Regions from separate parts of the Mus musculus genome. Here region 2 is linked to region 1. A link is a loop called in an ENCODE intact Hi-C map of the cell type or tissue named here. Cell type or tissue: gastrocnemius. All regions are shown on one strand. Each heading gives the region's core, and the rest is flanking DNA. Links, peaks and the distances in the headings are about the cores only.

What was found. A loop is a pair of places that touch in the nucleus more often than their neighbours do. Peaks named below come from ENCODE experiments on the same cell type or tissue, not always from the same donor. Only the 100,000 strongest peaks of a DNase experiment are listed, where the experiment ranks them.
Region 2: it touches region 1 in a loop (2.3-fold over the local background); 19 of 42 quality-filtered maps call a loop at or near these places.

The regions. Positions count from the first base shown.
Region 1 is chr16:10,417,941-10,426,188 of GRCm38, reverse strand. It overlaps Nubp1 (nucleotide binding protein 1), which reads right to left. Exons shown (of 11, transcript NM_011955.2): 5 at 6,504-6,536; 6 at 5,843-5,933; 7 at 5,061-5,215; 8 at 4,852-4,962; 9 at 4,510-4,612; 10 at 3,284-3,367; 11 at 1,761-2,948. The coding sequence ends at 2,890. Tvp23a (trans-golgi network vesicle protein 23A) reads left to right here. Exons shown (of 7, transcript NM_001013778.2): 5 at 301-429; 6 at 1,931-1,990; 7 at 3,304-5,632. The coding sequence ends at 1,990. Among named protein-coding and RNA genes, the nearest start is that of Nubp1, 10 kb to the right of the region's middle. In gastrocnemius, for the core only: no CTCF peak of the experiment used is centred there; no DNase peak of the experiment used is centred there.
Region 2 is chr16:10,508,890-10,513,889 of GRCm38, reverse strand. It overlaps Ciita (class II transactivator), which reads right to left. Exons shown (of 19, transcript NM_001302618.1): 9 at 4,468-4,533; 10 at 1,536-3,186; 11 at 603-761. All of the region lies in intron 1 of LOC115488669 (a long non-coding RNA gene), which reads left to right. Among named protein-coding and RNA genes, the nearest start is that of Ciita, 31 kb to the right of the region's middle. In gastrocnemius, for the core only: no CTCF peak of the experiment used is centred there; DNase peaks (open chromatin) are centred at 1,673, 2,548 and 2,973.

The sequences.
Region 1 (8,248 bases), core at 1,369-6,368:
AAGGAAGGCTGACAGTGCCCATTTTCTTTGGGAGAGCTGTCCATTCAATGAGGACACAGAATACAGGGCACAGTAGTAGCAACACTGTGACAGCAAACGGGCTCCTTTGGTTTCTGCCTCTCACCAGCACCAGCTCCATGACTTTGGGCAGGTTCTGTTTCTCTGCTAGTCTCCTTTACTGAACCATGGTGGCCACAGCCTTTTGGTTGCTTAGGTGTTCCTGTTGACAGAGTAGCCATACCAGCCCTTCTCTGTGGGTGTGCACCCTCAGCAGGCTTCCCTCTGCTTTGCCCAATGCAGGCTCTTGTGATTGCTGGCATTTCCCTCCAAGCTGCGAACCTCTACGGCTACATCCTCTGTAAGATGGGAGGCGACGGTGATATGCGCACAGTTGCAGCCAGCTTTCTGTCCCAGACAGTGTTTCAGACGGTGAGTGATGAGTTCCTTCCCAGAACCTTCCTTCTAGGTGACAGAGAAGGGCACCTGCATGCAGTTGCAGTTTTTAACAGTCTTCCTATTGCTTTTTACTGTGTATGTATGTAAAATCCACCATGTTGACTATTTCTGTTGTATAGTTCTTGTTGGGCCTGACGGTATACACCTTTGATATCAGTACTCTGGAGGCAGGGGCAGGTAGATCTCTGATGTTAAGGCCAGCCTGGTCTACATAATGAGTTCCAGCCCAGCCCAGGGAGGGCTACTTAGTGAGACCCTGTTTTAGTTAAACAAACAAGTTAAAACACACACACACACACACACACACACACACACACACACACACACACCAGGTCAATTAGTTCTAGGGACAGCCTTTCACAGATGCCCCAGAACCTTCTCATTCCCAACAAGAGCACAGTCCTTTTTTTTTTTTTTCTTTTTAGATGTATTTATTTATTTTAAGTATATGAGTACACCACAGCTGTTTTTAGACACACCAGAAGAGGTCATCAGATTCCATTATAGATGGTTATGAGCCACCATGTGGTTCCTAGGAATTGAACTCAGGACCTCTGGAAGAGCAGTCAGTGCTCTTAACCACTGAGCCATCTCTCCAGCCCGAGCACAGTCCTTTAGACACTAGCTCCCTATTTGTCCCTAGCCCCATGGCACCCACCATTCTGTCTGTAACAAATTGACAGCTCCTATCAACAAAGTGTCTGACATTTTGTGACTACTGTTTAGTTTTAAGTGATATTTAAGACTGGGGCTAAAATTATGAAACCTTGCTGCTCCCGCAGAGGACCCAGATCGGTTTCCCAGCACCCATACAGCAGCTCAGCCACCTATCTGTAACTCCAGTTCCAGAGGATTCCGACACCCTCTTCTGACTTCCACAGTCATCACACACTACACATATACATTCATGCAGGCAACATACACATAAAATCAAGTAATTAAAGCAAAACCTACAACTGGCCAGGGAGAGGGCTCAGTGTGTAAAAGCACTGGATGTGTAAACCTGACAACCTGAATTCTATCCCAAGAATGCACACAAGCCAGGTGTGGGGCAAGCATCTCTAATCCCAGCATTCTGGATGGGAAGGCAGATAGAGAAGTTCTTGGGCCAACAAGCTTGGAGTATACAGTACAGAGACAGATGAGAGATCCTGCCTCAAAAACAAGGTGGAAAGAGAGAAATAAGGCCCCCAAAGTTGTCCTCTGTCCCCCACAGGTACATCATGGGATGCACATGCCTGCACATACATGCACATGGACGAACACACACACCACAGAATTGAGGAAAGAATGACAAAGCCTTGTTTTTGTTTTGAAGCTAGGAAATATTTCTTGGATAATTGTCTTAATAATTGCCAATTGTCAAGTTGTCAGAAATGAGGGATGGAGGATTCTTTTTGGCTACTTGTGGCTGTGGGTCTCCCCAGTGAGTCTGCTCTTTGTTGGGACAGTCATGGCTTCTCTTGCCTTGCAGGACTTCCCAGGTGACTTCGAGAAGCCCAGGCTGGAAGGGCTGGACATCCACCGGCACTAGGTGAGCAGCACGTGCAGGCCAGAGGCCTGAGCACCTGTGGGAAAGCAGCTCCTGACCTGTGCTCCAGGCCTAGGTGGCCTTTCCCAGTCCTCCAAGTTGACCCAGAACAAGTCCAAGCTAGAACCCCGATATTTAGGGCCTGCTCGGGACCCATCGAGCTTTGGAAAGGTCACATCTGCCCTACAGGGACCCCAGTACACTCCAAGAGTTTACGTGTACAGGGGAAGGAGAGGATAGGGGAGGGGGCTGCCCATATTCCAGTGTCACACCACAGTACAGTGGAAATCTGGAATGAATTCCCTCAGCAGCTCTCAGTTCTACGTCTTAGTCCCGGATCACGAGGACAATTACATCTGTGCCTCAGACGTGCCAGGTGATGGTTTGCCTGGGACCCTGGGCAATACCGGATGTCTTGAAGGCACCGTCACCTCATGGGTGACTTACAGGCTTTGCCAGGGGCTCTGATGGCCCCCAGCCAAAGCACCCACACCGATCCCAGCATGACTGGAGACCTCCCAGAGCTGGAGACCCCAGTGTGGGCACAGGCAGTGTCATCCCCCCTCTGTGTCTCCCTAGGCTTATCACATGAGGCAGAAACAGTTCCTGGGAGTCCTGTGACTCAGAGAGTTCCTAGTCCCTTGGATTCCAGGAAGCAGGCCCTAAGGGATAGGTTCAAGGAGACATTTTTATTTTCTGATGAATGGCACCTGGATGCAGAGCGCCCGTACCTTTGATCTCGAGGAAATAGGCAGATAGGTGATTACAGTGTCTTAATGAGTGACTTCAAATCCTGTCAGCATCTGGTGGCTATGGTACCACCTGTCCCCCATTGCCCAGGTGTCTGGACACGTGGCCTGCCAACTCTGGGGTTAGCAGGTGGCACTCGGTCCTGTTCCACTTCAGGGACTGATGAGGGTCTCAGCATGTGACTGATGAGAATTACAAAAGTCTCGGATCCCTAAAAGGCAAGTTGAGAGGTGAGTTTTCACCCAACACCTTTGCCCATGGCTTGCTTTGGCTTACCAGTTAGGATTCCAGTCGGTTTTATTGGCCTTAATGGCAAGTATTTCCCATGCTATGAACGTCACCTGCCCCGTTTCTCAAACTAAGAAGTAGCTCATAGTGCTGACACACGGGAGGCTAGTCTCAGAGTCTCCTGGACAGGGGAGCTATGCTGGTCATGGGGTCTCAGCACCCCTGCTGTCCCCAGCTGAAGCTGGCAGGTTAACCCTACAGTTCTGCACACTTCGCTCCTCTAGGTGCCTCCCTGCAGGCGATGTTTCAAGTACTTACTCTGAATTATACTTCTGTAGGCTGCTGTGGCTGGTGAATCTGGAGCTTCGACAAAAAAAGACTGGCCTTTGTCACAGCTCTTGCCTTAAAGAGACAGAGGAAAGGAGACCCTTGTAAAAGCCTTGCTCTTTTGTGCCTGCTGCTGTATGGCTGCCTGCGGCTCCCCATTCAAGGACAGCAAAGGTGGAGAGACACAACACATGCCCCAGTTGTGTCCCTTCCTCAGCAATGATGTTGCTTTGCTGCGGCAAAGGCAGATTCTAGGCCCAAAGAACTGCTCTGCTGAGTGGTCCCAGGAGTCTGCATGAGAGCCACTAACCCGCAGCCCAGGAAAATGAGAATACAGGAGAGGGAATCAGAACATCGAGGACTAAGAAAGGAAATGCAGACGGGGCAAGCTTCTGCAGCTCTGAGGAAACACACATGTAAATGTGGAATATATACTGCCTCTTAGTGAGCAGAACCCTTGGCACTCACCCTGTCCTCTGCCTACAACCCTATCATGTCCATTATGGTCCTTCCCAGCTGCACTGTCTCTCTGTCTCTGTCTCTCTCACACACACACATAAACAGGCACACACATTCACCATTCTGAGGACCATATGTAACCCAGGGGAGACCAGCTTTGCCTGTGAACCTCCCTCAAGGCCCAGTCCCCATGTTGTTACCCAAGGCCCCATTCAAACACCTCAGTCCCTTCTTCCCTGACAGGAGAAGGGAAGCTCCCACATTTGGGTAGTCATCTGCAGCTGAAAGTAGTCTGCCTCAGGCTCTTCCCTCTGAGACCTAGGCACCTGGCACTGCTCCACTTCCTGCTCCCGTCACAGGCATCTGCGACTCAAGCAAGCTCAACTCTTATTGTGGGGAAAGTGGAATCTACAGGGCAGAAGAGCCCTTGTCTCCTCACAGCAAACCAATACCTGGATGAGCCTGGGACAGAGTTAGTTGCACACCACTCCCTCAGTTCTGAAGACCATTCAGCGCACAATTGTCAGAGCCCAGCTCAGGAGCAGAGTGACCAAGGGCCCTGCAGTCCTAGGGACACATAACTGGAATTTCATGGAGGATATGAGGTGCCTGCCCCAGGCCTCACTGCTTCTCTCCTGTGGCTGCAGCCTCTAAGGAGCTCTGTGGGTCCAGTTCTGAGCCACCACTGCTGGTCCTGCATCCAAGCCCCCGGGCTGCTAAGATGGCTGTGCACACAGCACAGGCCCCTCAGAACTCACCTATGTGTGGATCCAGCGGCACTTTGCCCAGAAGTGGAATCCTCAGATCCTGGCACATGGCCTCTGCACCCCCAGTCGTGGGAGGGAAGATCTGAGACTCTTTCTGTGAGGCAGAAAGAGAAGGAGGCTTGATTTTGCTTCTGCGTCTCAGAACAACTAGTTTTTAGACATTTTGAAACAGTGCCTTGTTGCCTGTGACACTCTGAAGCGTCTTCGTCCAGGCAGTAGTAGAGGGCTTGATGGAGACCCTCCCTTCCCAAAACAGCAGGAAAAGCAGAAACCATCCCTGTCGTTTCCTCACTGTGACAGTGGTGTGCTTAGGCCTGCCTTGGGGACCCTCACCTTGCACTTGGGGCAGATGAAACCGCTCATGTTTTCTACCACACCAATGATGGGCAGCTTCACCTTGTGGCAGAAGCTGATCTCTTTCCGGACATCCTGGAGGGCCACCTCCTGGCAAAGTTCACAGAGCAGTTATCCCTCATTCAGAGGGCACGGAAAGGCACGTGTGGTCCAGGAGATGCTGTACAGTTGTCAGAGCGCTCACTCACCTGAGGGGTGGTGAGGATCACTGCCCCATCAATGTGTGCCGCAGCCAGGTACTGGACCACTGAGAGGTGTTCGTCAGACGTGCCAGGCGGGGTGTCTACGATGAGGTAGTCCACGTCTCCCCAGTCTACATCACGGAGGAACTGCTTGATCATACCTAGAAGTGGGCAAGGCTGAGTGCGTGCCTTCTTTCTGGCATACATCTCCAGCAGCATCTTTCATTATGCATAAGCATTTGGCCTACATTCTCAGCCTCAGCACAGTGACAGTGCTGTCCCCAGGGGGCAGGCGGTGAGATCTGTAGACATGCTGGGTGGCCATGATGAAGTCAGGGGTGCTCCTGTCTATGTGTGGCATAGACATGTGGTTCCAATAGTCATGTGGCTTAAGTGTCAATAGGGAGAAGGTGCTTGCCCAGCGGTGCTATCTGCATCATCTTAGGCTTCCCCAGAAAGGGGTTTTCACTCCACACTTCTCTCCTTGACACAAACCAGTCACGTGATCACACTACAGATCACTTCAGTCTTAAAAGTAGAAAAGCTCACAGTAGGTAATAAAATGTCTACACTGAAAACTTGTATTTCTCATAGTTTTCTTTATCAGGGAGGGGGATGCTGAAACAGAACACACTACAGGCTCCAGGTGAGAGCATTAGTAGGCATGAGGTCCTAGGCTCCACCCCAGGACCAAAATAAGAGCATGAACACACCACCAAGCCCATCAGGCACCCACAGCCTCCCCAACAGCCAGAACCAGGAGTCGGAGCCGGGGAGCAGTGACAAACCATTTTTCTTTGGTCCCCTCCAGATGACAGCATCATCTGGGCTGCTAAGCAGGAAGCCCACTGACATCACCCCCAGATTGTCATCCACGTACTGCAGCAGAAATGGGAATAGGGGGAGAAACATGTTTGCTTACGGGGAACAAGGACATGACACATCTACATAAAACCACAAGAGGGCACTTCCCAAGGAATTTGGTAAAATAATAACATGATGATGATGATGATGATGGTGAGACTATCATGAGGATAAAGGTACCATGTACCTCACACCCACACTTGCTCTTTGCAGCCTCAAAACATTTTTGAGAAACAGGTGGCCATAGTGGGATCTACAGGAGGCCATGTGTTGCCTGTGCCTCAGCAACAAGTCAACAATGCTAAGATAAACAGTCTCCTAAAGTGTTCTAATTGGATCAGCAGAGACCCCGAAACCCAGTCTTGTAGGTGAGGTTTGACTGGGGTACACTGTGGTCACTCAGCTGCACAGTACCACTTTGGAGCTATGGAACCAGACGGCACAGGTCTATGAGCCCCATTACAGCCAAGACCTGCTCATCCTTGGTCTGGAAAACAGTCTCGGTCAACGTTCAGCCTCTGCCTCTAACAGCCCGTCAGATATAACTAACCCTCACACACTGCCTCCCCAGGAAGGCTTACTCACCACTGGAGACCAGCCGGAGCCGCTCTGGTGAACCTGTGGGAACATGACAGTCATTGTTGTCACTGACAAAGTGCCCGTGGACGATGGCTTCACACAGTGCGATTCACTGTCCTGTACTGCACCAGTCAATTAAAAGCCCCTTAATTACTTTTATTTAGTGGTGCGTGTGTGCCTGTGTGTTTCATGACTGCATACACAGAGGTCAGAGGACAGCCTTCAGGACTCCCCTTTCCCATGTAGATCCCAGAACACAGGTAATCAGGCTTGGCAGCCAGCACTTCTTCTGCCTGCTGGCCACTCAGTTCTTAAGGGAGGGGTGAGAAACGAAGACCTTATTTGATACAAACACTCTATCCCTGCCCTTGCCAAGGAACCAAACTTATTCAAGTTCAGGCACAACTCAGGTATTTAAGAAGGAGAGTGCTGCCAGCTGCTGAGAAAATGCAAGCACGTGAGGTCAGCCAGGCCGCCCTGCACAGGAGCAGAGGGGGACTACTACCCAGTGGCCTTCAGTGCCACAGCTAATTCAAGGCTGAGCAGGTGACAGAGGTGGGTCAGCTGTTAAAGGTACTGGCTCAAAGGACCTGGGTTCAGTTCCCAGCATCTATATGGTAGCTGCTCACATTCGTCTGTAATTCCAGGTCCTGGGGATCTGACACCCTCTTTGGGACTCTCTGGACACATGTGAGTACATGATTCACAGACACACATGCAGGGAAAATAACCTTACACATAAAATAAAAATTTAAAGCTGCCCTTGGGCTGGATGTGGTGTTGCACACCTTTAATTCCAACACTCTGGTGGCTGTGGCAAGCGAATTTCTGTGAATTCCAGGCCACCCAGGGCCACCCAGTGAGAGCTTGTCTACCAACCAACCAACCAACCAACCAATCAACCAAAGAAACCCAAAAACTGTCCCAGTCAGTGGCCCGAGCCCTGACTCCAGAATGCTACCTACAGGGGCAAGGGCCCAGAGCGCCCAGGCAGCCCCACGGAGGTACTTCTAGGCACAGACCCCAGGGCTGGGCACTGTTCTGTTTATTACAAAATTAGAACTGAAGCAACTCCTACCTACACACCAGACGAGGCCTTCTCCTCTTTCAGTTTTCCACCCCCAAAACTAAGCAATCCTCTCGACTCACCCTCCCAAGTGGCTGGGACTACAGCTTACACCACCATGCCTGGCTAAGTTTCTACTTCATAAGACAACTGCACTGTAAGGATACCCATGTTGGCATGTGTGTTGTGCAAAGACTCACTGACTGGGGCACAAGCCTGCTTTGTTACCTCAACCTGGGTACCACTATGCACACTAGCATCCTCATCTGAACACCCTAGGCACTGCCAAAGCTTGGGTGAGCTTCCTATTTGCTGGGGTTAAATGTTCCTGTTCCTGTCTCCTCCCCTGCCTTGGCCTCCTGTCTTCGGCTCTCTCCCATGAGGATCATCGGCCTACAAGAGGACCCGGAGGGAACGAGACAGCACTGCCCATGGTGTCTGAGCCCAGCCCTGATTCTGCCCATCACCAGAGGTCCTTCCAGGATGAGGCCGGTAGCAGAGAACCCCACTGTCCTGCTGCTGTGTCACTCAGCAGTGCTACAGTCAGAGTCTCAGTTCCTTAGCAGAGACCACAGCTGTGAAAGATTCCCTTGCTTCCAGTGCAGACTCAAGCTAACCCTGGCCCCGATTTACTGCTCAGAGTTGAATTTCCGCCTCTCACTTCTGCATTCCGCTTGCTGTTTCC
Region 2 (5,000 bases), core at 1-5,000, 89 kb before region 1:
AGCATGTGGTGTGTATATGTGTGTGTGTGTGTGTGTGTGTGTGTGTGTGTGTGTGTGTGTGTGTGTGTGTGTGTGAGAGAGAGAGAGAGAGAGAGAGAGAGAGAAAGAGAGAGACAGAGAGACAGAGAAAGATGGAGACAGAGAGAATATGAATATCTCAGGGTTCTATCTGTGTCTGACTCATGGAGAGACTTGGAGAAAGCGCTCAGCAGCACTTAGGTCTTAGACAATGCTCTCCTTGTCCTTGTGTCCTGTCCTCTGCACCTTGGCTCTGTTACGGTTGAAATGGTGCTGGCACTGGGTCTGTGGCTGCCTGGGGGGCTAGGAGGGTCCCACCAGTTAGTAGGTGCAGAAGGTCTCCTTGTTAGCCCCCAGCAGGTTATATCTCCATGGCTTCAGCCGTGAAGAGACTGATACAAGGTGTCAGGCTTAGAATGGGCAAAGGGCAAAACCGGAGTCCCTGGCTGGGTGGGACTGCAGTGGAGGGCCTGTGTGGGCATGCCAAGTAAGACTATTGGGCAGCTCTGTAGCTAGGATGTGCATGTGACATATATAGCTTGCCTGCACAGTCTGGACCTAACTCTGACCCCTTGCCTCCTCACCTCTGGGTCTGCACGAGACGATCCAGGTCTTCCACATCCTTTGGGGATTTGGCTTTAAATGGCTCAATGGTGAACTTCTCCTCTGCCGCCTGGAGTAGCTGGGCTTCTCCCTGCTGCTGAAGGGACTCCCATAATGCCATTGTATCACTCAAGGAGGCCCTGTGGAGGGAAGGCCTCAGACCCAGGCACAGCACCAAGGCGAGATTACAAGGGCAGGTGGGGCTCTGCAAAGGGACCTCCCACCTCGTAAGATCCTTTTCTTAGCTTGACCTCCTCCTTCCACGACCACATCAGCCCTTACTGGTTCACTTTTTCTCTGGCTGCCAGGAAGCTTAGTGCTAAATTCTGGGCACAACTGTGGCAGGCCTTCTAACGTGAGTGTCAGGGATGTGGGAGGAACTGTTCTGGAGATGACCCTGTGCTCCAGCATGCTGCAACATGGACTTGACTGAGCTGAACGGAAGAACTTAGACCCCCCATCCCGAGAGGCACAGGGAGTCCTTGCAGGGCTGCAAGCAGCACTGGAATCTGACCAGATTCACATTCTGGGAAGATGGCTCTGCTGCCTGAATTCAAAGAGCAGTGAAACAGAAAAGACTGGAGGCAGAGAAGCTAAGGGGGGTTGTGTCTCTGAGCCTGGGAAAATGGTGGCACACGCTGGTGATCGAAGGATGAAACCAACCTGAATTCAGGCTAGGCTGCGATTCTAGATGTGTTCCAGTGCCTGGCACACCACAGGTATTCAAATATTGGTTAGAAGAATGACACTCTCCCCCACAGGCTGCATGGCTAGTGGCAATGGTTACCTTTCTCTGGCCCTCAGTATTGTCATCTTATAATGGGGGGGGGGTATTCTGTACCATCTAATGCTGTACCCATGGAATAGGGGTCCCCAGAGTTACAGTCTATGCCTGCCCTGTGCCCTGCCCACACCTGAAACTGGTGACACAGCTGAGTCCCACGAGGTTTCCCAGTCCAGAAGGCTCAACGCCAGTCTGACGAAGGTCCAAGGAGAAGTCCTGGCTGGCTGTCTCCAAGGCCCTGCCCAGCACATACACATCTGGGGGTGTGAGCCGGGTGCCCAGGAAGGAGAGGTGGCCAGGGAGCTGGTGTGCAACATGCTCCCATATCCCAGGTTGCTGTGTCTCGTGGGCACAGTGGAGCAGCTCCAGCAGCCTCCCTGCCCGGAGTGTCCCCAGCTTCAGGCGCTTCAGGTACCTGGTAAGAACCTTCTGTTTCCTATCCGCCACTGCAGCCACTGCAGGCTCCACCAGAGCTCCCAGGCAGTGGGCTCGAGGCTGGAAAACTAATCCAGCCAGAAAGCGTGGTACACCCTCCAGCCAGTTGTCATAGGGTCTCTTCTTCCTCGGAGTCAAGGCCAGGTACTGTGGCAGCTCCTTGTCTTTGATTTCATTGCACTGTGCCAGCCACACAGCACCCAGGAAACACTGTAGCAGAAAACTGGAGAAGGCCAGTTGAGCCTCCGTGGTCTCCAGGGTCTGCTGCATCAAGCCTTGGGTCACTGCCCAGGTTTTCACCTCCACGGATGAAAACCGGGTTTCTTGCAAGGTGCTTTGGTGTCTTCGTCCCAGCTCCCAGGCCAGCTTGGCCAGCTCGACTAAGGCTCCGGGAGGACTGTTCTGAGCTGCAGGACCTAGCAGGCTGACATAGAGTCCTGTAAGTGTACAAGGTAGCTGGGCCTCTGTGCCCTGTTCTAGCAGGGCCTTGGAGAGCTGGCACACAGCCCTGCACACAACAGGGCTGTGACTATAGCTGCAGAGAAGAGGCTGGCCCTCCAGGAGGCCCAGGGCCTTGTCTTGGTTCCCCGCTGTCCCTGAGTTCTCAAAGTAGTGCCTCATGTAAGTCTTGGCCTGCTTGGTAGAGAAGCTGGGCACCTCAAAGATGGCATCTGCCTTGCTCAGGCTCTGAGCCAGGCGGCCCCGGGGCCGGGCTGTGAGGAGCAGTGTGCAGCCTCGCAGTAGCTTCCGCTGGAAGATCCCAGCCAGCAGTCCTCGGAGGGAGCAGGGCTCTGGGGACAGAGATCCACAGGGTCCGTGCAGGAGGCCATCTTGGGCCTCTAGCTCCTCGAAAGCATCTAGGATGAGCAGAACACGGTCTGGCTGCCTCACGATATAATCAAGGACCTCGTCATCCATGGCCAGTGGCTGCAGGCTCGGGGGACAGAGCAGATCCCGCAGGTGGTAGGTGTCCCCGGGACGATCCAAGCAATGACAGGGGACATAGAAGACAAAGTCATATTGTAGCAACTGGCCACATGCCCAGGTGTGACTCACTGTCCTGGCCCAGTGGCTCTTTCCCTGGCCAGCCTTGCCCAGCACAGCGACCACCTGTGTCTCTCCTGGTCGCCTGCAGTCACTGACAACCTGAAGTACCTCTGCCAGACCACCGTGGGCTAGCTGGCGCTCTGTCCAGTCGGGAGTGGCCAGCTCCCTTTCCTGGCTCTTGTTGCTGCCTCTTTCCAGCCTGGCCCGTACCAGCTCCACGGCCACCAGAGGACCCCTTGGGCTCTGGGGCAATGCCTTGTATTTGTCCTGTAGGGAGTGCTGGAATCGCTCCACAGCCTCTACAAAAGCCAGGGTGAGTCAGAGTGTTAGTGGAGTAGGGGTTGGGGAAGGTGAGGTGGCCAGAGCTGCCCCCCTCAAGAGTTTTTCCATAGCTCACAGCTGCCCATTGCCAGCTCACTTATTCAGCCATACCCTCCTGCTCTCCCAGAGGAGTGGATAAAACCAGAGCCCATGATCTGCCACGGAACTGCTTCCCAGCCCCCTGGGACCTGCCTTAACCCTTCGGTTACTCACTCATCCCTATGGGTTTTGAGAGGGGAGTTGTTATTTGTGGATTCAACATGTTAAGTGAGATGAACCAGGCTTAGAAAGACATATATCATATGTTTCCTTTCATATATGAAACCTGAAATACACACACACACACACACACACACTAAACACACTAAACAAACAAACATGATTTAAAGCCTTAAAAAAAAAATACAGTGGGGCTGGTGAGGTTGTACCTCCTGACAGAGTGCTTGCCTAATATGTATGTCACCCTGCGTTTCATAACCAGGAATGTGGTGGTACATGCCTGTAATCCCAGGATTTGGGAGGTAGAGGCAGGAAGATCAGAAGTTTTCCTCAGCTACATAGTAAGTTAGAAAGAAAGAAAACAGAAGAAAGAAATAAGTAAAGGGAGAAACAAGGGAGGGAGGGAAGGTGAAGGCAGTGGATACAGTGTTGCATACCTATTATCTTAGTACTCAAGAGGCTGAGACAATAGGGATGTGAGTTTGAGGCCAGCCTAAGTTACAGAGTCAGTTCAATGGTGTGAGCCAAATAATGAGAGTCTGTCTCAAAACAAACAAACAAACAAACAAACAAACGGTGTCAGCAGCAACACCAAAAACCAAAAACCTAAAAGGTTGAGACCTGGGAACCCATCTGTGTGGTGCCCTGCTATACCTCAGGCTAGTTCATCTGTGAAATGGAGGTGACCCTGGGACTGGGGAGTCTACAGTACAAAGCCTGGGGCTGCACTCCAGAAGGGACATCCTGGGGGTTAGCTATTCTTTAATAGCTGACCATCCTCCATTGTTCTGGGCTCTATACTTAACCTCCTTCATCCACAGTGCCTCCCAGGGAGAGAGACTTACACCTGTGTACTACTGCTCCAATGGCAGAACAGATGTTAAGCAATGGGGAAATCAACTGGGTGATACACGAATGGGTTAAAGAATGGATGAATGAGCAAGTGAGCCCACAACAAGGAACTGACCAGGAACTGAATGAATGAAGTGCTTTGAACTTTCATGTCAGGTCTCCAGGACAGAGGGCCTACTGTCACTCACCTGGCCATTTTGGAAGCTTGATGGAAGACTCGGGACCCTCTTGGCATGGGGAGGGAGATGTGTCCTCTGAGGATGGAGAAGTCAGTGTCAAGTTAGAGTCTGGGGAGTGCCCATGTACTCCTCCCAGTGGTAGGGCATGCTGAGGGCAGGACCACATGTCTGAGCTCCAAGATCAGGGTACAAGAAGGCTGCCCAAGACTGTATCTGATATCTCCAGTTTAAGAAAAAATTTAAATCAATGCTTTAAAGATTATGGTAAGCCAGACATTGCAGTATGTATAATCCTAGCTCTCAGGGGATTAGATAGAATTTCTGCAAGTTTACAATCAATCTAATAGGTATATATTGAATTGCAGGTCAGTTAGGGCTATATAGCAAGACCCTGTCTCCAGACAAAGAAAAGCAACATTCAAACACATGTTCTATAAGTTTCCAGTTTCAGTGGAGTATGCTTTCACACCCCAAGGATCAACAGGAGGCTTGTGGCTTGTGGTTCTGCTTGGATGGACATATGTGTCCCAGCTGTCATCCGA